Regions from separate parts of the Homo sapiens genome. Here all the other regions are linked to region 1. The links are chromatin loops, found by intact Hi-C in ENCODE. Cell type or tissue: GM12878. All regions are shown on one strand. Each heading gives the region's core, and the rest is flanking DNA. Links, peaks and the distances in the headings are about the cores only.

Evidence for each region. Peaks named below come from ENCODE experiments on the same cell type or tissue, not always from the same donor. Only the 100,000 strongest peaks of a DNase experiment are listed, where the experiment ranks them.
Region 2: it touches region 1 in a loop (2.6-fold over the local background); 6 of 110 quality-filtered maps call a loop at or near these places.
Region 3: it touches region 1 in a loop (5-fold over the local background); 2 of 110 quality-filtered maps call a loop at or near these places.

Annotation. Positions count from the first base shown.
Region 1 is chr17:57,353,843-57,361,836 of GRCh38, forward strand. The region is part of intron 5 of MSI2 (musashi RNA binding protein 2); the gene reads left to right. Among named protein-coding and RNA genes, the nearest start is that of MSI2, 100 kb to the left of the region's middle. RefSeq lists an enhancer at 1,110-1,159. In GM12878, for the core only: no CTCF peak of the experiment used is centred there; DNase peaks (open chromatin) are centred at 2,722, 3,109, 3,806 and 4,169; H3K4me3 peaks cover 2,283 bases; H3K27ac peaks cover 2,984 bases.
Region 2 is chr17:57,419,713-57,427,706 of GRCh38, forward strand. All of the region lies in intron 6 of MSI2 (musashi RNA binding protein 2), which reads left to right. Among named protein-coding and RNA genes, the nearest start is that of MSI2, 170 kb to the left of the region's middle. RefSeq lists enhancers at 3,053-3,232, 5,116-5,410 and a silencer at 3,082-3,282. In GM12878, for the core only: no CTCF peak of the experiment used is centred there; a DNase peak (open chromatin) is centred at 3,219; H3K27ac peaks cover 1,932 bases.
Region 3 is chr17:57,460,145-57,468,138 of GRCh38, forward strand. All of the region lies in intron 6 of MSI2 (musashi RNA binding protein 2), which reads left to right. Among named protein-coding and RNA genes, the nearest start is that of MSI2-AS1, 140 kb to the right of the region's middle. RefSeq lists enhancers at 1,882-2,121, 3,058-3,377, 3,478-3,557, 5,873-6,122 and a silencer at 2,884-3,178. In GM12878, for the core only: no CTCF peak of the experiment used is centred there; a DNase peak (open chromatin) is centred at 3,237; H3K4me3 peaks cover 1,022 bases; H3K27ac peaks cover 4,000 bases.

The sequences.
Region 1 (7,994 bases), core at 2,263-6,262:
AGTCTGTCATGGGGATCAGCAAACTCTTTTTTTTTATGTGTGTAAAGGGTCCAGATAGTAAATATTTTAGGCTTTCAGGGATCAGGATGCAATATTGAGGATTTTGTGTAGGTATTTAACATAACAAGAGAGAAAACATTTACGGAGAATTTTTACTGATGAAATTCAAAATATAATGACAATTATTGAGTACAGTTTTTTAAAATACACATTTGCTAATGAGAAGAATGGATTTTGTTTCAGGGGGCATAACATTTTGCTGAATTGGAGTACAAAGTTACTGTTTTCTATTATCAAGTCAGTTATAGATGTTTGTCAGTAAAAACCATTCTTAGTTCTCAGGTAAGAGAAAAACAGATGGCAGACCTGATGTGGACTGCATGCTATAGTTTGCCAACCCCTAGTCAGTAGCATAGCTCTGGTGATGTTAGTTTTGGTGTGGAAAGTGTAAGGACGTGGTATGGCCCAGGACCCCATGTTGCTCTTTGAATGGCTGGGAAGGTGTTTGAATGCCACAACACTGGAATTTTGTGTATTTAATAAATAGTGGTAGAGAGGCCAGGCAATAGAAATACAGAAGTGAGCAGGATGGTCAAGGTCAATGCCCTGGGAGAGCTTACATTCTAAGAGAGATGATAAGTGAATATAAAATTTGATTCCAGGTGGGGGAGGGGTGTTTAAAGGATGTCTCTCTGGGAGGTGATATTTGGATAGAGATCTGAACTAAGGGAGGGAATGGTCGCCAGAACTTTAGGTGAGGCAGCAGCAGAGGCAACATCTTGAGATAGGAGAAAGCTTGATAAGTGTGAACCTCCAGGAAGTGCAGGTGAGAGCAGAGAGGGTGTGATGAGGAAGGGGGTGGGAGAGGAGTTTGAGGAGAGAGGCAGGGGCCAGATACAAGGAGCCTGGGAGCTTGTATTAATACAAAGGAGCATGCGATGGGATGTTGTTGGAAGGATTCGAGCAGCCAGAGAATGATGCAGTATGATTAACTGTTGGAGAAGATCTCTCTAGCTGCTGGGCAGAGTAGACTCTAGAAGGCAAGAGTGGAAGTGGTTTTATGGGGCCACAAAACTGAGTGTTGAAAATAAAGATAGTCTGAAAAATGTGGAGTCTGTGACCAGCATATTTTTAAGATTGTCTTCTGTGTCATAAGTCAGGATCCTTCTGGTTTCAAATAACCCAACTCAAAGGAACCCAACCAGAAAGGAGAATACCTTGGCCCACATAACTGTAAAGTCCAGGAGTTTTCCTGGTTTTGTCACAGCTGGTCCCAGGGCTCCGGTGATGTCACCATGGCTCTCTCTGTCCCTCATCTCTCCTCTCTCCTTTTCTCTGTGGGTTGGCCTCATTCACTCCTTTTGCACGTAAATGTTTTCCATGAGTTGGTGAAGTGGCCGTCAGGATTCTGGATGCACATAGGAGCTTGGCAGCTCCCATGGAAATAGTACTGCTTTCTTTCAGCATCTGCATATCACTGTCAGGAAAGTTCCCTGATTGGCCTTGCTTAGGTCACAGGTCCAGCCCTTGGACCAGTCTGTGATGGATAGTCCCTTGGAACTGGGTAGGTTCCCTGAAGACAGGGGTGCTGAACAGACACAACAGTGTATGTCCAGCTTTGGTCTGTCCTCTTTGGTCTCCCTTATTTTTCTCTTCCTTTTCTGCCTCAGACCTTTCTGTTAGGGATGCGTGCCAAAACTCAAGTGGAACTGGTGTCTTTACCCTCAAAACACAGACTCCTGAATTATAATCACATGCTGATTTTCGTGGTTACCACTGATCATGACCACATGATTCTTTTGCTCTGAGGGTTGGGCCAAACCCCCTCCCTTGTTCTGGCAATGCTATTTTGAGAGGCCATGGGGGCAGGCAGGGCCTGGCGGGTTCCAGACTCTGGCTCACCTTTTAATAACTTGCTCTGTGACCCTGGATGTGCCATTTAACCTTTCTGAGACTTAGTTTCTGAGCTGGGTGCATCAACTAAGATATCCATCAAATACTTTGGAAGATGTAAAGTGGCATTTAGATGACATAGGCTATGTTTCCCAGGCTAGGACATGGGCTATGTTTCCCAGGCTAGAGTGCGATGGCACAATCTCAGCTCCCTGCAACCTCTGCCTCCCGGGTTCAAGCAATTCTCCCTGCCCCAGCCTCCCAAGTAACTGGGATTACAGGCACCCACCCCCACGCCCAGCTAATTTTTTCTGTTTTTAGTAGAGTTGGGTTTTCGCCACGTTGGCCAGGCTGGTCCCGAACTCCTGACCTCAGGTGATCTGCCCGCCTCAGCCTCCCAAAGTGCTGGGATTACAGGCTTGAGCCACCGTGCCTGGCCAGTCTTTTTTAATCTTTTGCTTAGGAAAGAGAGTGACGGGGAAAGAAAGGTTTAATTCTGGACCTTACTACCCACACATACCAGATCTCCCCTCTTTGCATAACTTCTTTTTTGGCGGGCATGTTTCTTCATTTTTATCTTCTTGATAACTTTGATGCCCTGGTTGGACTCTTAAGCAGATTATCCTTGGGTGGGGACGTCAGCAGGGAGAACCACCCCAGACTAAGACAAGTTGTGTTTTGTCTGTCAGCCAAAAGCACTCTTAGCAATCCGACATAGACATCATTTTAGATGTACAGAGAAGAAAGAACAACACAGTATTGATAAGATTTCAGCAAGATCCCCCCTCCCCCAAAGACGAAAACACACAAAACTTAATGCATTGCTCTGTAATGCCTTGGTTCCTAGTTTCCTAATTAGGCCTGTGGTTTAGCAGAGTGCACCATCTCAATACACAGATGGTTTTTATGTAAAAAAATTTTTTTCAAATGTTAATTTCCAGTGACTGATGTTTTATGCCTAAATCATTTTCCATTGTTTATATTTGATAAGAACTGTATTTGAACTGCTCCTTTATAAGTTGGAGTCTTTTGTAATGGGATTTAACTTACTGGTTTTACAGGTGTATGAAAATGTTAAGCCGTGTATTGTATTTGAGAGTTTGAAAATTCTTCGTTGCAGCTAATTTAAGAAAAAAAAAATTAAACAGGTGATTAGCAGCTGCTTTCGGTTTTGAATGTCCTCGCTTTGGGGTTTTGTGTTTGCTTATTCGTGTGCAAATTGGTGTGGTTATTTTGGACCGGTTGAGACGCTCCAACATTGCACCTCCCAGGCCAGCTGCCCAGGGCCCATTCAGTAGACCCTTCCCCGCTTCTCGGGGCTGATTTGTTCTCATCTTGTGTGCTCGAGAGCTTGCTCTCTCCTTAATGATTCAGGCCTTCCTGAGAAAACAAAGCAGCTCTGGCCCCGTTTCTCCTTGAGGACAGCCTTGTTCACTGCCACAAAGACCCTGCTTTCTCCCCAAGCAGAGGAACTGCCTCTCGGGGCAGCCAAGAACCACAGACCCAGGCGGCTGCAGCTCCTACTTCTGAACTTCTGGTCTCCCGAGTGACAGCTTCTGCATGGTCTTAAGCTCCAGGACCCCCAAGGCCACCCAGAGTCAGAGTCCACCGCCGGTGGGAAAAACAACATTAGGAAGTGGGTGGTGTGGTGTAGAAGGGGCTGCTTAGAGCTTCTGGCCTTCGGAGCTGGATCCAGCCACTTGAGCTTCATTCGGCAGCACACAGACACCTCCCCTCCCTCCTGCTCTGCCCCAGACCTTGTGCTTTCTTGGCACCGCTGGGTCGTGCCTGCTCAGACCTGGTCAGTGTGCTTGCCAGGGCGAGGAGAGCTTTGCATAGGCCGCTGCTGCTTACTTATTAACGATGACGCTGGTGGGAGCTGCGCCACCAGCTCCCTATCCAGGCCTTTGTGGTTGCATCCTGTTCACATAAAGGTGAAATCATGACCTGCCCGACTTGATTTTTCAGTTGAGGGGCTTTTGTGTATGTGTCGTTCTTGATCCAGTAAGAGGATTGTGCTTTCATTCACAAAGATTTGATCAGTAAATAGGAAGAGAAAATACTCAAGGGAGAAATGCTTAGTGTTCCGATTAATACATTAATCTTTTTTTTTGATGAGCTGAAGGTGCTCTGTTGTTTCTCTTGACTGAGTCTTTGCCCTTACCTTTGACCTTAGTGACTTGATCATCCAGCCAGGATCTCTGTACAGCCCCATCTCCTTTCTGAGGTCTTGTGGTCACACACATGCTTTCCTGCTTCTGTCTTGAATGATACTCAGTGAACCCCACAGCTTTGGGGGCTGCTATTTGAGGCACCACACTTGGCAGGCTTGGCTCCCACGGGGAGTTGCAAAGCTTGCAGTTATAGACCTTGGCAACTATTTGCCCTTAAAGAAAAGCATCAGTGAAAAGTTGAGGGCAGAGGGAAGAAGAGAAAGATCTTCGTGGGTTTTTCTGTGTGTGTGGGGGGGTGTGTGTGTGTGTGTGTGTGTGTTTATGGACAGCATTTGTACCTGTAAAACCAGAATGACTCCTTCAGGCATTTTTTCTCCTGGGTGGTTGCATTCATGGGCTGAAGCTGGCTCTTCTGAAGATTGCAATGATATTTAAGGTTAAGGGCTTGCCAGGTAACACCTTGAATGACTCAAGGCTCTGAGGCCAGGCTGCGTCCATTTGAAGGAAGGAAGCATCTTTTTCTGATTCATGCAAAGGCATCTTATGGACTAATGGTCATCCTAGAAAGTCATCACTAGTACAAGGATCTTTTGGAAAAGTGAGATTGGAGAAGGTTGAGTATGAAAGTGATGTATTAGAAAGGTGAATATGGGATGTGAGATCCTAGTCATTAGCGTTTGGAGGGGGCCTTGGAGGTTTGTTAGATCAAAGCTTTCATTGTGCAAATGAAATGGCCCAGTGAGGTTAAAAGAGGGAAGGTCACACAAATTCCATGAAAACCATAAGTACAAGGTTTGAGGAAAATAATTTTAGGACAAATAAAAGAAGTGCTGATTTTCATTGCACTTCTAACAGTTTTATAGAAGTGTCTGTACCTAAAGTGTTGTACATGTTAAAATGTAAATATGGTCAAGAAGATTGTAGGTGAAATCGAAGATGATATGTTGCTAGGGCCCAGCCCTAGCAACGTATCATCTTTTGAGGAGTGTTCCTCATACTTTGAGATTGGTTTTATAGAGGGCTGTTCCTTATACTTTGCGATTGGTTTTATAGAGGGCAACTCTGTTCACCCACAAAAGTCTCTTGATGCCATTGCTGGCCAGAACTTGGGTGGGAGAATGGGAACTGTTCAGCAGAGCAGGTGAACAGGTGGTCCTGCCATCCCAGTGGCAGGGGCCCCTTCCTTTCTCCCGCCACTCCCGGAGGAATGACCCTGCATCTTATGCACTCTCTCCGATTCCCCAAATCCCCTAGGTCCCACTGCTTGGGTTTGGGGAGTGGGGCACATCTCTGCTGAGAGCCAGCCCATCAAGCTGTCTGGGTCTCATGGTGGCATATCTTTGTTCCAACTCAATATGGGCATTTTAATCTTTATTTATTTTTAAAATTTAATTTTATTGAATTCAGCTTTAATATTATTGAATTCAGCTACAAGGGAGATAGAATAGGGTGATTGATAGTTAAGAGCATGGGTCTTAAAGTCAGAAAGACAAAGGCTCCAAGTCCAGTTACCAACTTCTGTAATTCTGTAATTCTGGGGGGCGGACTTACCTGTCTGAGTCTTAGTTTCTTCAACTATAAAATGGATGTCCCAGTACTGCCTCCCTGCCAAGGTTGTCTGAGTGAGTCCTCAATAAAAGCTGGTAGTGAGATTAATAGCACTTGATGGCAAAGTTTGTACCCAGTCATGGGTAGGGGAATTGCATCTGCCATCCAGTGGCTGAGGTCAAGTGATGACACCCCAAACTATAGGATCCTGGCAGCTACAGCAGGCATTGCTGCTTCCCTTTCGGAAATCCCAATTGTTGAGGCCCTGGCTGAAGCCCTGTCGAGCCCTTGGTGACCCCACTACCATTTCCTTTATGGTTGGCTTACTCTGCTTTCTTTTGCAATGAATATAGTTTAAAATTTCTTTATGAGTGTTCTCCTATTTGCTGCCTTAGCCTGTCACCCACTATGCTGAGCTCCCCACCCCTCGTGATGCCACTCAGCACCTTTATTTGTGATGTGGGGTATTCTGGGAAACTCTTCACAGGCAACTCAGGGAGCCTGGCCCTCCATCTTATCTCTTAGGAAATCCTCAGGTGTCCCAGGGTTTGGCACCAGAGAAGTGCTGTAGACCCTGTTTTCCAGAAAGCTCCGTGCCTTCACGTGTGGTGAGGGAGTGGCTGCCCAGAGCAGGCGAGGAGGCACTGGGGGTTGCACCCATGTTTTATTATGATGGGGGCTTCAGAAGCCAGATGTCTGCAGCTACTTGGAGCAAGCCTGGGTCTTCCTTAGACTGCAGTTTTAGGACTTAAGGAAGGAGCTGGGCTGCTGCCACATGCTCGTGCTTGTGTGTTTAATTTGTTTATTGGTGGATTTTCTACCCTGCCTCACATCAGAAAGGGCTTGAGGCCCAGGGGTATAATAGGTGAAACTTTTTCTCTTGAACAGTTTTGCCTTTTCCTAACTTCTCCGAGCCTCTGATCTCTAGGAGAGGCTAGTCAGCCCTTGGTTTAGGGGCTCTCCCTTGCTGAGTAGGGTTTTGGCTTTGTTGGGGCTGTCCAAGGGCTCCAGGTTCCACTTTTAGCTGCACAGCTGACTTGTCTCTTGTCCCCAGATGCTCTCCTGGCCCGTGAGGGCCATAGCATCTCAACTCATTTAATCTGGTAGCACTGAGGTGGGCAGTGTTTCTGAGTGTTTTGTGTGAACCCATGAAGAGAAAATGTTAGAACTAGGCTTTATGCCCATGGAGTGATTCTTCTACAGTTTCTTAGTTCTATTAAATTTTAAAAATATCTTATTGCTTCCACAGAAGAGAAATTTTTAGAATATGGGAAGAGCGAATATAACATTTTGTTCAATATTAAAAGTTAATTTAAGACAGAACCAGAGGCCAAGACAAGTGTCTTCTCTTTTCTTCATTTGGTGATATAATTGACCCTTTGTACCTGCGTACAACTTAATATTCATTCAGCAGAGGCTAATTATGGGATGCGTAGATGCCACATGGTTAAGGTGAAGATGCAGATTTCTGTGTGAGCTGCTTAATTCTGACGGTTATAACTTGTCCATAAAATTTGCTATGGATTGTAACAAGTGGAATATTAACTCGGAATATGGGGAGGTCAGGAGTATCTCCCATCTGCTTCCTTTCTGAAGGGATCCTAGCTGAACTGAGTGGGGGGTATGTTGTGCACAGTTAATATGTTGTTGACACTTGAACAACTCAAGGGTTACGGCCCCCCTGCACAGTTGAAAATCTGCGTATAACTTTTGAGTACCCCAAAATGTAACTACTTAACCTATCATCAACTAGAGCCTACTGATAACATCAACAGTTGATTACACATGCTTTATATATGTATTATATACTGCATTTTTACAATAAAGTAAGCTAGACAAAAGAAAATGTTAAGAAAATCATGGCTGAGTGCAGTAGCTCATGCTTGTAAACCCAGTACTTTGGAAGGCCAAGGCGGGCAGATGGACTGAGCTCAGAAGTTCGAGACAGCCTGGATAACATGGTGAAACCCTGTCTTTACAAAAAATAAAAAAAAAAAAATTAGCCTGGGCATGGTGGCTCATGCCTGTAGTCCCAGCTACTCAGGATACTGAGGTGGGAGGATGACTTGAACCCAGGATGCAGAGGTTACATTGAGGCAAGATCATGCCACTGCACTCAAGCCTGGGTGACAGAGCAAGACCTTGTCTCAAAAAAAAAAAAAAAAAGGAAAATCATAAGGAAGAGAAAATATATTTACTATTCTTTAAGTGGAAGTGGATCATCATAAAGGACTTCAGACTTGTTATCTTCACATTGAGTGGGCTGATGAGAAGGAAGAAGAGGGATGGTTTTGCTGTCTCAGGGGTGCAGAGGTGGAAGAAAATCCACATATAAGTGGACCCACATGGTTTACACTTGTGTTGTTCAAGGTTTGACTG
Region 2 (7,994 bases), core at 1,454-5,453, 65 kb after region 1:
TTTCTTTGGTTGTGATGAGAACAGGTTAGGGCTGTTAGCTGTGTAGACCTAGAAGGGGCTTTGCAGACCCTTTTACAGATGAGAAAACTGAGGCTCATGAATAACATTCTGACCTTGGTCTCTTCGGTCAGGACGCCGTGGACCCTGGCTGGGCCTGCTTCTGCCCCTGAGTCCGCACTGCTGCCTCTCACTGAGGACAGTTGTCGGTGTTGGTGTCAGATTGTGTCAGTAATCGTAGTAAGAATGAATCAAGTATGGGGTATCCTGGTTCAAATTTGATAATCCAAGAGGAAGGAGAATCACTACTTGCCCAGAAATAATGGAAGGCCAAGATGATCTGACGACCTTGTAAGGAGATCACCAGTGCTCTGGGACTGAACCCATCTGCTGGGTCCTGGGGTAGCTCTGTTGACTGCCCTCTGCTGAAAAGGAGTCAGGTTGCACCTCTAGGGTCCAGGACGCAGGTGATTGCATTTTATCAGCATCTTTCTCACAGGCCACCCTCCAGCAAGGTAGACATGGGTCAGCCCTGCCAACTTTGGAATGAATCATTTCTTTCAAATAACTAGCGACTGACGTTCGGGGCAGTCTGAAAAATGAATTATGGGCTCTCACGATTTTTATTTGTCCATGGTGGCATAGGTGGTATTTATCTCTCTTGTCCTTGCTCTCCCCCACTTTTGGAGCCTTTGTCTCTGTCTGAGTCAGCATGACATGGTTTGAAAATTGCCTGTTTGGCTTTTAATGATGATTAATGTCCATAGCCATGTTTCAAATTTAGGATCTCTTGAAGAGTCTCCGAGACCGTTACCAAGAGCAACCTGCCGAGGGAGTCGGCGCAGAGCTCCGTACTTTCCCAGCCTGAATTAGATTCCTCCCAAACTTCTCCATCTTTCCACCAGCACCCCGTGGGCCCTTCTTGGGTCTTTGACACCAGGAGCTGAGCTGGCCTGCCCATCTGGCAAGCTCCAACCACCCTCTTGGGTTAGTGCCTGTCCCATGGGCTATCTGGAAGGGTCACTTTTTCTTGCTTCTTCCTCCCCACCCCCAAATCAGAGAGGCCAATGAGGAGCTTAATTTCCTCAACAGCAGGTGTCTGTCATCTATCTGAAGATAGTTGCCAACATCTGGTACAATTGCCTCCGCAAACGCAGTAACAAGGCGGCCTGCAGTTCAGGCGCAGAGCGAGCATCGCCGCTTTAATGATAACAAGCTGTTGGCCTCCCCTCTGAGATGAATCCATCTCACAGATGTTTGTCTAGTTTTGGCAATCGTATTGCACTATAGCTTTGGTGATTATGCTCGACTGGAGACTATTACAATAAAAGAAGTTTGAACTTGTTCCATTTTTATACCCCACCCCCTTCTCCCCTGTTCTGAGGTATAATTTATATCAATGGCTGTAATATTGGTTCCCTTACTGAGGCCTCTTTACTTTTTATGATGTCGGTGGAGCTGCAGCTGATAGCCTGGCTTCCTCCACAGGTTAATGTGTTTTGGCTCCATCAGCGCTTTTAATGTCCACGCTTAATGGCCCCGTGGCAGTCCCCTCACCCTCTGTCAAAGCGCATGTTGACACTGAGAGGTCATGTGATTACTTTGACGGAGTATCTCCAGCTGTAGATAGTTACAGCTTGTGTGTGTATGTAGGGCGTGAACATGGGGCGTGTGGAAGGCCTGATGCTTGCACAGGACGGAGTAGATCAGAAGGAGAGGTTTTTCCTGAAGGTGGCAACAGTAAGAGACAAGGCCTGGGAATGTAGAACCTTCTAGACTACTGGTGGACTTCCTCTCTGCCTCTCTCCCTCTGTCCCTCCTCCCCATTCATTCTCCTCCTCCTCCTCCTTCTCCTCAGGCACAGTATACTTTTACTGAGACAAAATAAATAGTCCTGGTGCAGTGGCTCAAGCCTATAATCCCAAGACTTTGGAAGGCCGAGGTGGGGAGGATCGCTTGAGGCCAGAAGTTTGAGACCAGTGTGGGTCACATAGTGAGACCCTATCTGTACAAAAAATGTGCCTGTACTCCTAGCTACATGGGAGGCTAAAGCAGGAGGGTCGCTTGAGCCCAGGAGTTCGAGGCTGCAGTGAGCTATGATTGTACCACTGCACTCCAGCCTGGGCAACAGAGTGAGGCTTCATCTCAAAACCACAAAAATAACAACAAAGCAAAATAAATAGAAATCACACCTTGGTGAAAGGGCATTTGGAGGCCTGTCAGGTAGTTTATGCTGCAGTGTTTGACATTTTGGGCTTTAATTACACAGTGGTTTAATATTTAATACTATCAAATGTTACACAGCTTTACAATTATAGTTCTACATATGAAAATTGAAAGGAACTATCAATCCACTCAAATCGTATTTAGTGATAGTAAATACCAGGTATTTTAAATAATAACTCTCATTAATTGCATCTCCACTGTGTACTAGGTACTACACGAACTGCTTTTATTAGTAGATAAATGGGGCCAGGTGCGGTGGCTCACGCCTGTAATCCTAGCACTTTGGGAGGCTGAGGAGGGCGGATCATGAGATCACGAATTCGAGACCAGCCTGGCCAATATGGTGAAACCCCATCTCTACTAAAAATACAAAAATTATCCGAGCATGATGGCAGGTGCCCGTAGTCTCAGCTACTCAGGAGGCTGAGGCAGAAGAATCACTTGAACCCAGGAGACGGAGGTTGCAGTGAGCTGAGATCGCACCACTGCACTCCAGCCTGGGTGACAGAGTGAGACTCAGCCTCAAAAAAAAAGATAAATGGGTAATTCTTACAGTCTCCCTGTGAGGTAGGTATTCTTTTGTCTTGTCACAGGTGAGGAAAATGAGGGTCCGGGACAGGAAAGTACATGCCCAATGGCACAAAGCTGCCAAGGGACAGAGAGAGCGCTCAGTCCAGGGCTAGCAAACTCCAGACCCATGCTCATTCTCCAGCCATCATTGTCACCGCTAACCCTGCTCGTGGTCTGCTTTGATGTCATGGAAAAATTGGCCCATCTGAGATGTGGCGCATTATATAAATCAGTACAGCGTAAATCACCATCATCACTTGACATTTAAGCCTTTTTTTCATTTTAATTTGGATATTACTTTGTCAAAGATTAGGCAACGTAATTTTGGCAAGGTGTTATTTTTGGCAGTGCACTTACGAATGGGTGAGTCAGCCTGGCTGTGGATGCATCATTGGTGGCAGGGCACCATGGGTTTCTTTCTTTGTCCAGAAATAGACACTGGTCTCTGGACTGGTGACACTTCAGGAGGCTCCAGATGACTGTACTGGGTGCGTGTATAGCAGCCTTCTATGAGGAACTAAAGGGGCCACCTCATCTTGGCCTCTAGATAGGACTCTATTCTTTAATGAGTCCTTCAGATATGTGGGTTCGAGTCCCATAGGGAGAGAAAAAACTTTTCCCAAAAAGTTAAAATAGAGTGATCTTTTGTGATGCATATCAAAATAAAAACCATGGGATGGCTTATGAAAATTAATGGAATTAAATTTCCCAGAAATGGCTAAAAATGTGCAGCTTGCAACCCAGCAGTTTATTAAAGACTTGAGAACATTATCTTCGCCATTCGAGTTAGATTTAAGTATATGCTTTTAACCTGGGCCACACACAGTAATAGAAGAAGCCCGACAGAAATGTAAAGACCTGCTAATTTCCTTTGTGATCTTGGGCCTCGTCTTACTTCTCTGGGCCTTGGCTATCTTTTCTACAAATTTCGGCTTTGTAGACATTGGATGAGATTTCAGATCTCTTCCAGCCCTGTAGCTGCATTCTATTCTGTTGGCCAGCGCCTGCTCATGCCTTTCCACAATTGAAGTGTCTGTTGCGTGGATCACCATCACCATCCTCCTTCTGTTCTGAGCTACATCCCAAGTTGCCCAAAGTCAGGTTAAGTCCAGCATAATTTGCCATTTGTTAAAGTATGCCTGTTGATTTGTCATCTTTCCTTCTTGACTTCCCTCCCTCAGCACAGATCTCTCATGCCAGTAGTCAAATATAAAATTTTTCATACCCACCCAGCGTTTTGCATGGGTTCTTCACTCTCTCCTGCCCGCCCCTCCTCACCAAATGAGTTCTTTCTTTGCGAAGCTGGAGCCAAACCACCAAAATGCCACAAAGACATGTGGCGCAGCTTTTTCCAGTTTTTCTCTTGCGGTAGTTACAATATTATTAAAAATCCATTAAATTTTAATGTACCCTATAAAATATGTGCTCTTGTGAAAGCAAGCACAGATAATTATTTCTGATGAATAAACCAAGAGGACAAGTATGTATGAAGTTCATGCTGCAGCATTCAATTTTTATTATATACATCTCCTGCAGGGGCAATCACTGTGATGTTCCAGCTGGTTGTGTGGAGGGCTGGTTCTTCTCAGAGATCCTTTGGGGCAGCATGAACCCTGAACTCTCCGAATGTTCTCAGAGCTTGTTATTACCTGGAAAGAGAGAGCCCTGTGTAGGAGCTGTCTTCTGTTAAGCTCTTCAAACAAAAGAATGAAGGACTAAATGAATCAGGATGAGAAAAATGCAGTCTCTCTAATACTCCAAGGTATCCTTCTGGGATGAGGAGGGAAAAATCAGACATACATTTGAAGATCTTCTACCTAGTAGCTCTGTTCCCTTGAGCCAGTCTCTTAGCTTCTCTGAGTATTTGTTTCCTAAATGGGAGATGAGCGTTCTCTCTGCCTTGGGGCTTAACAGAGGCACAGAAGAGCCTGTGTCTGGCTCAGAGTGGGAATTCTGACTTGCGGTTTCCCTCTTTCAGTCTTTTTCTTCTTCTTCTGGAGATCCTTTGAAAGTTTTCTCATAGCTCCAGAAGTTGGAAAACAGAGCTGCTGCCTGGCCTCCTGGAGTCTGTGTGGTGTGAGGCTTGGGAGCCATTAACACATGACTATCTAGTGTCACAGCTGCTGGCTCTGGACATCTCCTGATGCTTCAGGGGTGGCTTCCATATTGGTTTCCAGAGGCTGCATGCACCTGCCAGGTGGATGGAAGTGTTTCCCATGGGAGTTGCTGGGCCCCTGTCTGCCTTCTCGGGGTGCCTGTGGCCTCTGTGCCTGATGACTCTAGGGCAGGGGTCTGATGACTCCAGGACAGCCAGTGTCATCCCTTTGCTTGCAGATGAGGTGGCTTAGAACCAAGAGGGAGGAGCTTAGCCCAGCAGACCCTCCTGGGATTTGTTGGAGGCTGTGCTTGGGAGTCGGACACCTGATCTGCTTTGCAATTTTATGAGGTCCAACTTCTGATCCTCAGCGAGGCCCCATTTCCTTCCTGGGGCAGGGTTAGTCATCCGGCCCTGCAGGAGGTGGGGCAGGACTCAGGAAGCACTTGGAATGGCCTGGAAATCATGGGCTATAAAAGCCTTTCTTCCCAGGGTGGCGGAGTGCACTACTCTCACATTTAATCCTGCCCGGTATCCTGAAGAGGGGAGGGCCAGGGTTGTAGGTGAGTTGCATGGAGTTATTCTGGAATATTCCACAACTACAGTTGGGACTCAGCTGCTGGGATCAGTGGTGAAGAAAGTCCCACATTTTGCACAGAATTGGGTGATCTGTAAATGAAGGAAGTTTATTTTTAACAGCATTATGATTTTGTTTAAAAACGAAAAGACATACTAGAAAAAATTAAATACATAAGTAAACAGAGAACTAACAAATCCTCTCATCTCATCACCATGAGATAACCCACAGTAACATTTTGGTGTAGGCTTCCAGAGGTCTGTCTGCACATATATAAACTACGGTTGTGTACACTTTTATATAAATGAGATCATATGTGGTGTTTGCCAGATGGCCTTTTCTGGTCAGTAGTATGTCAGAGGCATTTTTCCATGTGATTGTACCCTACATGGTCATATTTGTTGCCTTCATTGTTTCTGTGATATCGATGCACTATGATTGACTTACGCAAACCCTTAGTTAGGATCATTTAGGTTGTTTGCAGTATCATTATGATCATTGTTTGGTATTATAGCCAGTTCTGGCAGGACCGCCCTTGTGCATGCATTTCTCTCCTGCTCCTGCAATACTTTTGACCTAGCAATTCCACTTCTAGGAATTTACAATAAGGAGATAATAATACGTTTTACAATTTGCTATTTATTGCCAAACTGCCCCACAGGGAGGTTGTACTAATTTACATTTCTACCAGTTAAGGCAGCATAAGAGTGAGCTTGAGCTTTTGGTCTTAGGATTTTTGTGCCCAAGTCTTTCTAAAATTTACATTCCTCTGAAATTTGTCATATGGAACATTTTTTTTTAATATTGAAGAGTGAGGAATCTGTTATACCTTGACTTTTAAATACTTGTTACATTGCCTCTCTGTTCTCTGATAATCCATGAAGTTGTAAATGGTTTTGACTGAGTGAGATACATGCAGGAGAGTTTCAGGATAGACCGGGGGTTGTGTTTCTGTTTCAGATTGTCATCTTGAAACAAAAATGGTGGCAAATAAAATGTTTTCAAGTGGATGTGTTTAGTCGTGATTTTTAATGGGTTTTTGATCATTGTTCCTAGCTGCATACCGGTTTTGTCCTAGACAGGATATAGCTGAAGACAAATACTGACTTTTTCCTTCATCTAATACATTTGGCAATTACGTCTTGCCTTGTGAAAGCATTACCATTGTTATTTAAATTTTGCATTGCTCTTTTAAGATAACGTTCAGCTTGTTGCCTGTTTATCTCTTCCCTCCTGCTGCTCTTGTGTGCGTCCTCACGGCACATGGGGCAGTGCCCTACACTCAGTAGTCACCCAGTACCCATTTTGGGATTTTTCTCCAATTATAAAGTTTTAGCATTAGGAGGTCTCTGAGAGTCAACTTTTCCCCAATTGTAGACATGTTTTTGATCTTACATACATTTTAATTTATTTTTTTCATTCAGTAGTAAATGGTTGTTGAGTGCTTTTGATGTACCAGGTGCTGAGGTGACTGTGCCGTGACAGTGTCCCCATCCTCGTGCAGGTGATGAATGGGTGTCCATACAGCCTTGGAAATGCACAGGCCTGGGGCACAGGCCTTTTTCCTCTCCTGTTGTTACCTTTTACATCTGCATTTGATAAAAACCTTCTCCAGAGAAAGGCTTAGAGTTCACAGAACCTTTATTTCAATGGAGGTCTGCAGTGTTCAGCGTTAGAGTGAAGATTTTCATGAAGCATGGCCTGACAGAGAAGTGTTTGAGGAAGAGATTAAATGGAAGCAAACTCTTTCCATCTCTTGGGGAAATGGGAGATGCGGGTGTCCACTGGAGCCAGGGCTTCTAAATTTTAAAATCACTTCTTCACCAGGCTGAAGCCGGGGTGCCCCCACGGAAGGTACTGTTGAATTGCTTCGAAGGTTTCTCATTGAGAGAAGCTCTCTGTTTCTCCTAGTTGGGACTGGCATGAATAAAAGCAGAGGCCAGGCGTGGTGGCTCACATCTGTAATCCCAGCACTTTGGGAGGCAGAGGTGGGTGGGTCAGCTGAGGTCTGGTGTTCAAGACCAGCCTGGCCAACATGGTGAAACCCTGTCTCTAATAAAAATACAAAAATTAGCTGAGTTGTGGTGATGCATGCCTGTAATCCCAGCTACTTGGGAGGCTGAGGCAGGAGAATTGCTTGAACCTAGGAGGTGGAGGTTGCAGTGAGCGGAGATCGCACCACTGCACTCCAGCCTGGGTGACAGAGTAAGACTCTGTCTCCAAAAAAAAAAAATAAATAAAAGAAAATAAAAGAAAAAATGTAAAGGCAGGAATGTGTACAGGACCTCACGGGATGTGGGGAAACCAGCCTGGTTGCAGTTGAGGGTATGAGTGGGACCCTACTTCTCTCCCGCTGATGAATGAAATGTATAAAACCACCTTCCTCATTATGTGGTCCTAAGGCTGAAATGAGGCCACGTACGTAAAGTGTCAGACACACTTTACATATGGGGGTTAGTAAATGTTGCCATGTCATTAATTATTAATACATTGAATTACAAAGTTATTTAATCCAGCCTCTCCATCCAA
Region 3 (7,994 bases), core at 1,454-5,453, 110 kb after region 1:
AAATAAATAAATAAATAAATAAATAAATAATCAGTTGGGCGTGGTGACACATGCCTGTAGTCCCAGCTACTTGGGAAGCTGAGGCAGGAGGATCACTTGAGCTTGGGAGGATGAGGCTGCAGTGAGCTGTGGTTGCACCATTGCACTCCAGCCCGGGTGACAGAGCCAAACCCTGTCTTGGGAAGGAAAGAAGGCAGGAAGTTAGGGAGGGAAAGAGAAAAAGGAAAGGAAAGGAAAAAGAGAGAAAGAGAAGAAAAGAAAAAGATTTGATGGGCAAAATCCTGTCTTTGGAAGGAAAGAGGGGAGGAAGGTAGGGAGGGAAAGTGGAAAAGAAAAGGAAAAAGAAAGAGAAGAAAAGAAAAAGATTTGATGTACGCCACCATGAAAGCAGGTAGAAGGCAGAGGAATCATGAGGAGCTGGATGGGTTCACCTGGGGAGAGTACTAATGGGACATGAGGCACCCCGCCTGTGTGTTTGGAGAACTACAGCAGTTTGCAATGCCAGAAGGAACAAAGGGAGGCGAGGAACCATGGCAGTAGGGTGGAGGTGGGCAGGGGCAGGTCCCAGTGGTGCTAGGAAACTTGTACTTTATCCATAGGCAGGGGAGCTGTGGCTTCTATAGCCTTCAAGGGGAGGTCACCATTGAGCCGAGAAGGGAGAGGAGCTTTCTAGGCAGAAAGCGTGGTTGACTGAAATGGCAGAGTGTGTTCTGAGGAGGGTGGCAGGCTCTGGGTGGTGCATTTCTTCCGGCCAAAGGAGAGACGTGAGGCAGGAGCTGTGTGTCTTCCATACTGTGCTCACTCACCATGCTCAATGCTCAGAATCCCTCCTTGCAGAGGCTGCAGCCCTCTTTGTAGGTGCTTTGGTGGAAAGTTAAATTTGATTGTCCTATGGGCCTGTGGCAGGGGCTGCAGTCTCCCCTTGTCTCAGTGCCCCATTTCCTCTGAAGAGTGGGCATTGGCAACACCCTTCATGACACTTGAGCTTGTGCCCATGGGGTCTGCCGGCTTCTCCCTGCCCTTGACCCGGCCGCAGAGTGGACTGCACAGATCACATGGGTGCAGTGTTGTCACCCACTCTTCTCTGGGCTCCACACACAGACAGCATTTGGCCTGCTCCCCGAGGGCCACACGGTCATCCTAGGCAGCTGTTCAGTGGTAATTAGTCAACCCAAGTCTCACAGGTTCAATGACTCATTGTCTTAAATTTAATAAGTACAGAAAAACAGAGTGCTGATGTATTAAAAAATTAATCCTCCTAAGAGGTAGCCTCGGCAGAGGGGCTTGGAATGAAGGGAAGCAGAGGGAATGTGCAGGGAAGTAGGAAATTTCTCCTTCTGGGGCCCGGGCTGCTGTCGGGAACAGTAGGGCAGAGCCCCAACTCTTGGATTTTTTTTTTTTTTTTTTGAGACATAGTCTCTTGCCCTGTCACCTAGGCTGGAGTGCAGTGGAGCGATCTCAGCTGACAGCAACCTCCACCTCCTGGGTTCAAGCGATTCTCCTGCCTCAGCCTCCCGAGTAGCTGGGATTACAGGCGTGAGCCACCACACCGGCTAATTTTTGTATTTTTAGTAGAGACAGGTTTCACCATGTTGGCCAGACTGGTCTCAAACTCCTGACCTCAAGAGATCTGCTACCTCGGCCTCCCAAAGTACTGGGATTACAGACGTGAGCTAGAACCCTTGGGTTTTGAGAAGGAGATGGCAGCTCTGCATAAACTTTCTTCTCTTACTCTTCCTTTTCCATTACCCCATTTCCTTCCTCTTGTCCTTCTCTCTTTCTGTATTAGTTTCCTAGGGCTGCCATAACAAAGTACCACAAACTGGGTGCCTCAGCTACAGAAATGCCTTGTCCCACAGTTTGGGAGGCCAGAAGTCCAAGATAAGGGTGCGGGCAGGGTTGGTTCCTGCTGAGGGCTCTGAGGGACAGTCTGTCCCAGGCCTCTCCCCTTGCCTCTGGTGGCTTGCGGGCAGTCTTTGGCATTACTTGGCTTGTAGACACATCACTCCAATCTCTGCCTTCATCTTTATGTAACCCTCTCCCTGTGCTCATGCCTGGGCCTAAATGTCCCCTGTTTGTAAGAACACCAGTCACATTGGATTAGGGTTCTCTCCGACTTTCTCTTGCTCTGTGTCTCTCTGGTGCCACCTCACCTGCCTGGCCCTTCATGGTTCACCTTACTGTGTGGGTCCCAGCCATCCACCAGAGATGGACAGGTGCCTCCTGGGCTGCCAGCCCCTGCCAGGACTCCTTTCTTTGCCTTTCCAGAGGTGGGTGTTGTGCCCACGTGACCCCAGACATCTCACCTTGCAGCTTCTAGATTCCCCTGCCCTTCTCTGACAAAACTTTTCTTCTGGAACATTGACTAACTCCTCTGTGTAGGCTGCAGTTCCCAGCAGGGGTTTATGAGTGTGGACAAGAAAAAGGGTATATCTATGTGAGTCTGCATACTTGGAGAATTTCCTTCTATCGATCAAAAAATATTCCAGCACAGAGCAGGACATTCTCCTGAATAAGCCTTATCACTTAAAGCATTTCCTCCTCAAAGGCAATCCATTTAGGTGAAGTGCAGAGACAACTGAGTTGAAATTCATCAAGAGGGGAATGTTGGCCCCCAAAGCATTATGGGCCATTAAGTCTGTAATGTGGCAGAGGCCTCTGGATAGCCAGAGTTCCTTCCTTCCTGGTGAATTGCAAGGGCTGCTGTGCCGGCACCTTCCTGTTATAGTCTCTGTCATACACACAAGCACTCAGACATTCTCCTGGTGTTTCCCTCTTCCTTGGGCACCTGTGTCCATAACGGAGGATGGTGATAGCTGGGAGACTCCCGCTTGGATGTCAGTGGAGGCCATGGGGCCCCTTCCACCACAGGTCTCAGGATTAAGGAGCTGCAGTTTTCATCGCAACGAGTGCCCCTTTCCCTGCTTATAGCTTGGAGGACGCTAGTCCTGGGCTCTGGGAGGGATATAGATAGATACCTGTGTCCCTCTGCCCTCTCCCTTCTGCTAGGACCCCGGCCTGCTCAGTTTGCCAAGGGTGGCTTGTTTTCCGTCTGGAGTGTCAAGCCTGCATTGAGAGGGAAGGCGTGGGGCTGGACCTTCCAGCATTGTGTATGTAGGAGTGGGGGTGGTGGGCAGGGTGAGTAGGACCTTTGTCTGACTAGGACCAATAGTTTTGAAATGACTTGAAAAAAATTTGATCTTGGGGAATTTCCAGCATGAGTAAAACCTAGAGACTTCTCAGAGTTTTGAGAAAGCCACCCCCTGTCAAGCCAGTCACCGCTTCTGTCTCTACAGCCTCCCTCCCCATGGCCCCACTGAGACTGCCTCCTGTCCAGGCCCTAGTCACCCACCCACTAAGGCTTTGCCCCGCCCTCCCAGCTGGCTGGGTCTCCTCCCCAACAGCCCGGGGCTTCTTCTGCCTCCCCATGAGCACTGCCTTCACATGGGGGTGCCTCCATCAGAATCTCCGGGGTGTTCTCATACCTGGCCTTCCAGACCCTTCCCTGTCCAGTCCAATCACAACCTCAGCTTCATCCATTCAGCAGTGTGAACCCACTGCTCCAGCCCCCTGCTCTGCCCCTGGCCCTGGACAGCACATCTGCTGTGCCCAGTCCAGAGCACTCCCCCTCTCTAAATAGTTGAGACCTACCCTCCAACACCAGTTCTGTGCATTCATTCTCTATATTATCCAACCAGCATCGCCCTCTTCTTTGTCATTTGTTCGACACTTTCTGGATCCTTAGACTGGAACACTTCAGACTGAAGAGTTTACCTGAATTTTGTCACCCCTAAAGTGTCTCCACCTTGTCTACTTTCACATGTAGTTTGGTTCAGTTTAATGAACGTGTGTGTGTGTGTGTGTGTGTGTGTGTGTATGTGTGTGTGTGTGTGTGTTTTCAAGAATATTTTCTGGACTCACAGTGGTTCTGTCTCCTTGGTTGATATTTTGGGAGATGAGGTGGGGAGTTGAGGAAGGAAGGAAGGAAAGAAGTGACCTGGAGGTAGAAAAAGAGTTGGCCAGGGCAGTGGCTCACGCTTGTAATTCCGGCACTTCGGGAGGCTGAGGCAGATGGATCACTTGAGCCCAGGAGTTTGGGGCCAGCCTGAGCAACATGGCAAAACCCTATCTCTACAGAAAAAAACAAAAATTAGTCAGGCGTGGTGGCACGTGCCTATAGTCCCAGCTACTCAGGAGGCTGAGGCAGGAGGATCACTTGAGCCTGGGAGGTCAAGGCTGCAGTGAGCCATGATTGTGCCACTGCACTCCAGCCTGGGCAACGGAGCAAGACCCTATTTCAAAAAACAAAAAGGAAAAGCAGAGGTGTCTTAGAAGCAGAAGTGGATAGGCCACCTTTCTGGAAGGGTCTGGACAGATCTCAAGTAGGGGGTCAGATTGGGGAGAACATGGTTAGATCCATTTCTCTGAGGATGGCTGCAAGCAAGAAGACTGCTGCCTCGTTACGGGGTGTGGGTGTGGGCCAGCCTCTTCAGCTGGAAGGAGGAGATGGGGAGAGGCAGGGCATCCTCCCACGCTGCTGCCCCTTGGGACACTCTTTGGAAGCCTGAGAGTTCCTGGTAGGCCACTCTGTTCCTGTCCCTTCCTCTTTTCTCTGAGATTGGTCCAGTAGGCAGCCTGCAGAGCCTCTGGCTTCAGCTTGGCCAGAAGACGTCTGACCTTACCAAAAAGTCCTTGGTTCTGAGTTGAAAACGGTCCGTCTCCATCGTCAGATATGACAGAGCCCCATGAGCGGTGCCCACCTGGCATGAGATACTGTCGTGAAAGCCTGCACTAGCCTCCCTGTTAAGTGGTGCGGCTTCCTTGCTTCCTGCTGACAGCACTCATCTTATACCTGCCCTGGGAAATGCCCTCGTGTTGGGCCACATGAATGATTCTCAAAGGCAGAAAAACAATTTTTTTTGATGGAACCATCAAGAATAGTTTAAGCATGTGATATTATTATCCTTTTCATTACTGTTGTATTTCTATTTAACATGATTAGATGACTAGTTCTGAAAACCTAAATTAAAGCACAGGCCGGGTGCGGTGGCTCAGGCCTATAATCCCAGTACTTTGAGAAGCCAAGGCGGGTGGATCACTTGAGTCTAGGAGTTCGAGAACAGCCTGAGCAACATGGCAAAACCCCATCTCTACTTAAAGAAAAAAAAACACACAGAGGAGGCATTTTGTTGAGATGAGAGTCAGCTCACATCACATTGCAGACACCTCTCTCAAAGGCAAAGGTCTTCCTGGGCCCCTTTCCCTAACCAGGGAAAATGAGGTAGATCCCTGCCTGGGTTTTTTCAGAAGCTGCTTTGTGTTTTTGTGTTTGTTTTTTCGCCATGAAATAAGTTGCCCTTGGTGTCAAACTGTTGATCTTAGGGGTTGTGGAGTGGAGTGGAGGATGAGGAAGGGGAGAAAGGAGCCCGTTGTATGCCAGGCATTATGCTAATAGTTCTATGTCCTTAATTCAGGCCTTACCCAAAGCCCATGGGAGGGTGGGTGCTGGCCTTCCCTTTTCAGAGGCCACTAGTCTCTGTTGCTGGTAATGTTCTGTGCTCTTAGCCTGAGTGGCCATGCTCTCCTGAATTCCACCCTTCTCTCCACCCACCTTGGTGGGATTGGAACAGCCCAGAAACCCAAACTCTACTTGGCAGCACATCAGGTTTTTATAGGCCCGAGAATGCTGAAGAACATGAAGCTTTATTGCGATGCTTTTAGAGAACGTTAGCTCAGCTCTGAGCCCCGTAGAAGGGTTTCCAAAGTCTATTAGGCGGCAAATGCTTTCATGGCTTTGGAATCATAAGGTTGATTTGAAAAATTGGCACCTAATGGCTTACAACTGTAATAAATTTCCTGAAATTGGACCTCAGAGGGAGACTCGGGTGCACACTCCCCCTGAGGAGTGTGGGCAGCCCTCTCCCCAGCTCGGTGCACACCAGGCTCTGTGAAGGGTGTTGCTCACCGCAGCCTTCAGGAACCAGAGTCCCCCGTAATTAGGGGAGAGGCCCTGTCACTCTTCATTTCTCAATTTGGACCCAACGTTTAGTGGCAATGACTGTGGGGAGGCTTCTGACTGGAATTTCTCCCCACTGGCCTTTAAAAGGCCAGGGCCTGAGAATTCCTGAAAAATTAATGGGGTCTCTGTGGGTTCTTTACACTTGCTGGTAACCTGGCCTCTCCCAGGCCCGCTGTGGCTCCCTGGCATAATAGCTGCTCAGCAGCCGGTCTTTTGTATGCAAATATGACCTAAAGCTGTATGGGAGGCGGCAGTCCATTGTTGCCCAAGACTGTGCGATTTCAAACAGACACGGGCTTTTAAAATATTCCAGACAGATATTGAAAATGTCAGCAGCAGGTTTTTCCCACTTACTTCTTGCCCAGCTCTTTTTTCCTCTCTCCCTCCCCCTGCCACCCACCCCACCATAAAATATAATCAAAAAGCTGGTAAATAATTTAAAGAATTGCCTCAAAGGATTTGCAGACTAGAAAGAGACTCCCTTCTCTGGTTTAAGTTGGGAGAAACTGTTTTCATTTTTTTTCCCCCAAGATATTTAAAATATTCAGGAGTGTCCCACAGGGTCTTGAACTTATAAGTGTCTGCATTTTTCTCACTATACTCTCATCCCCTCTTTTCTTTATTGATTTTTTTAAGGTTGCTGTCGGCAACATTTAGGTCCAACTTTCAAATGAAAATCATATTTCAGTTACTGGTCTTAAGTCAGACCAACTTAAGGTCTGTTTCATTCATCTCAGTTCTGTGCCCCCTGCTCTTTAGTTTAATGAGAGAGTGGAGGGAATCTTGGCTGCTGTGATTTTTCATCCTATTAGCTCTTTCCAAAGGGATCCTTATCTTGTGAGCAGAAGGGAGTGATGTCTTATATGTGGAGTCACTGTGTATCTTTTTAGAGAAACTTAATCATCCCTCCCTACTCACCTTGAGAAGGTCTCTGGGTAGCCAGAAGCTTAGACTAAGATGAGGGTGCACAGATTGGGAAAAAATAAACAAACCTCTTATTGACCAAGCCTCTGTCCCTGAAGACAGGCATTGCTCCTCCTGGGAGAACTGTCAGGTGGGTATGCATTTCTGGATCTCCCAGCAGTCCTGAGGCCAGGAGTCTGGCTGGCCATGTAGAGATGATTGTACCTGGGATATGGTGCATTCTTGAAAAGCATTGGATGGATGGAAAAAAGGAAGAAGTGTGAATGGATGAATAAAGGGAAGAGAAAAGAGGAAGGACAGATGCACGGATAGAAAGATGTAGGCTGGATGTGTAGATAGACGAATGAAAGGAATGGCAGATGGACGGATAGATGATAGATGGATGCATGGATAGACAGAAGGGCAGATGAAGGATGGATGGGCAGATGGATCGATGAAAGGAAGGAAGAACTGATGAAAGATGGCTAGATGGGTGGATGGATGGACAGATGGATAGATGGAAGGAAGGAAAGAGGGATGGTGAGCACCTGGTTTCCCCTTTAGTATTCATTCCCTCCTGCTGTATCCAACCAGAGGGCATTCCCTGGGCCTGCCCCTAGAAGGTGGAGAGGGTGATCCAGGACCTCTAGGACACTGGTCCTAGGGAATCCCGACAGTCTTCCGTGAACATTTACGGATGTCTGTACTGACTGACCCTCCAGGAAGGCCATTCTCATAGCACCCTTTCTCTTTAAAAGCATAGGGTTGCACGTATATGGCCCACCCCCCACCCCTTCTGTCATTCCCCCTCTCCTCTGTGAGGGACCTGCACACTGACAGTCTCTGGCCCATTTTTAGGTATCTGGCAGTCCCCTGCCAGAGCCAGATGTGTCCTCTCTGGGTCCAGCCAACAAAGGTCACCTCCTTGGCTGTGTGGTCTGTCAACTAAAGTCGTTGCCTCAAACCCAGCAATGTCAAGTGTAGTGGATAAGAGCTCAGGCTCTAGAGGCAGATGGGGCTGCGTTTGAATCTCTGGTGCCACCATTTACTGTCTGTTACGTAACCTCTTAGA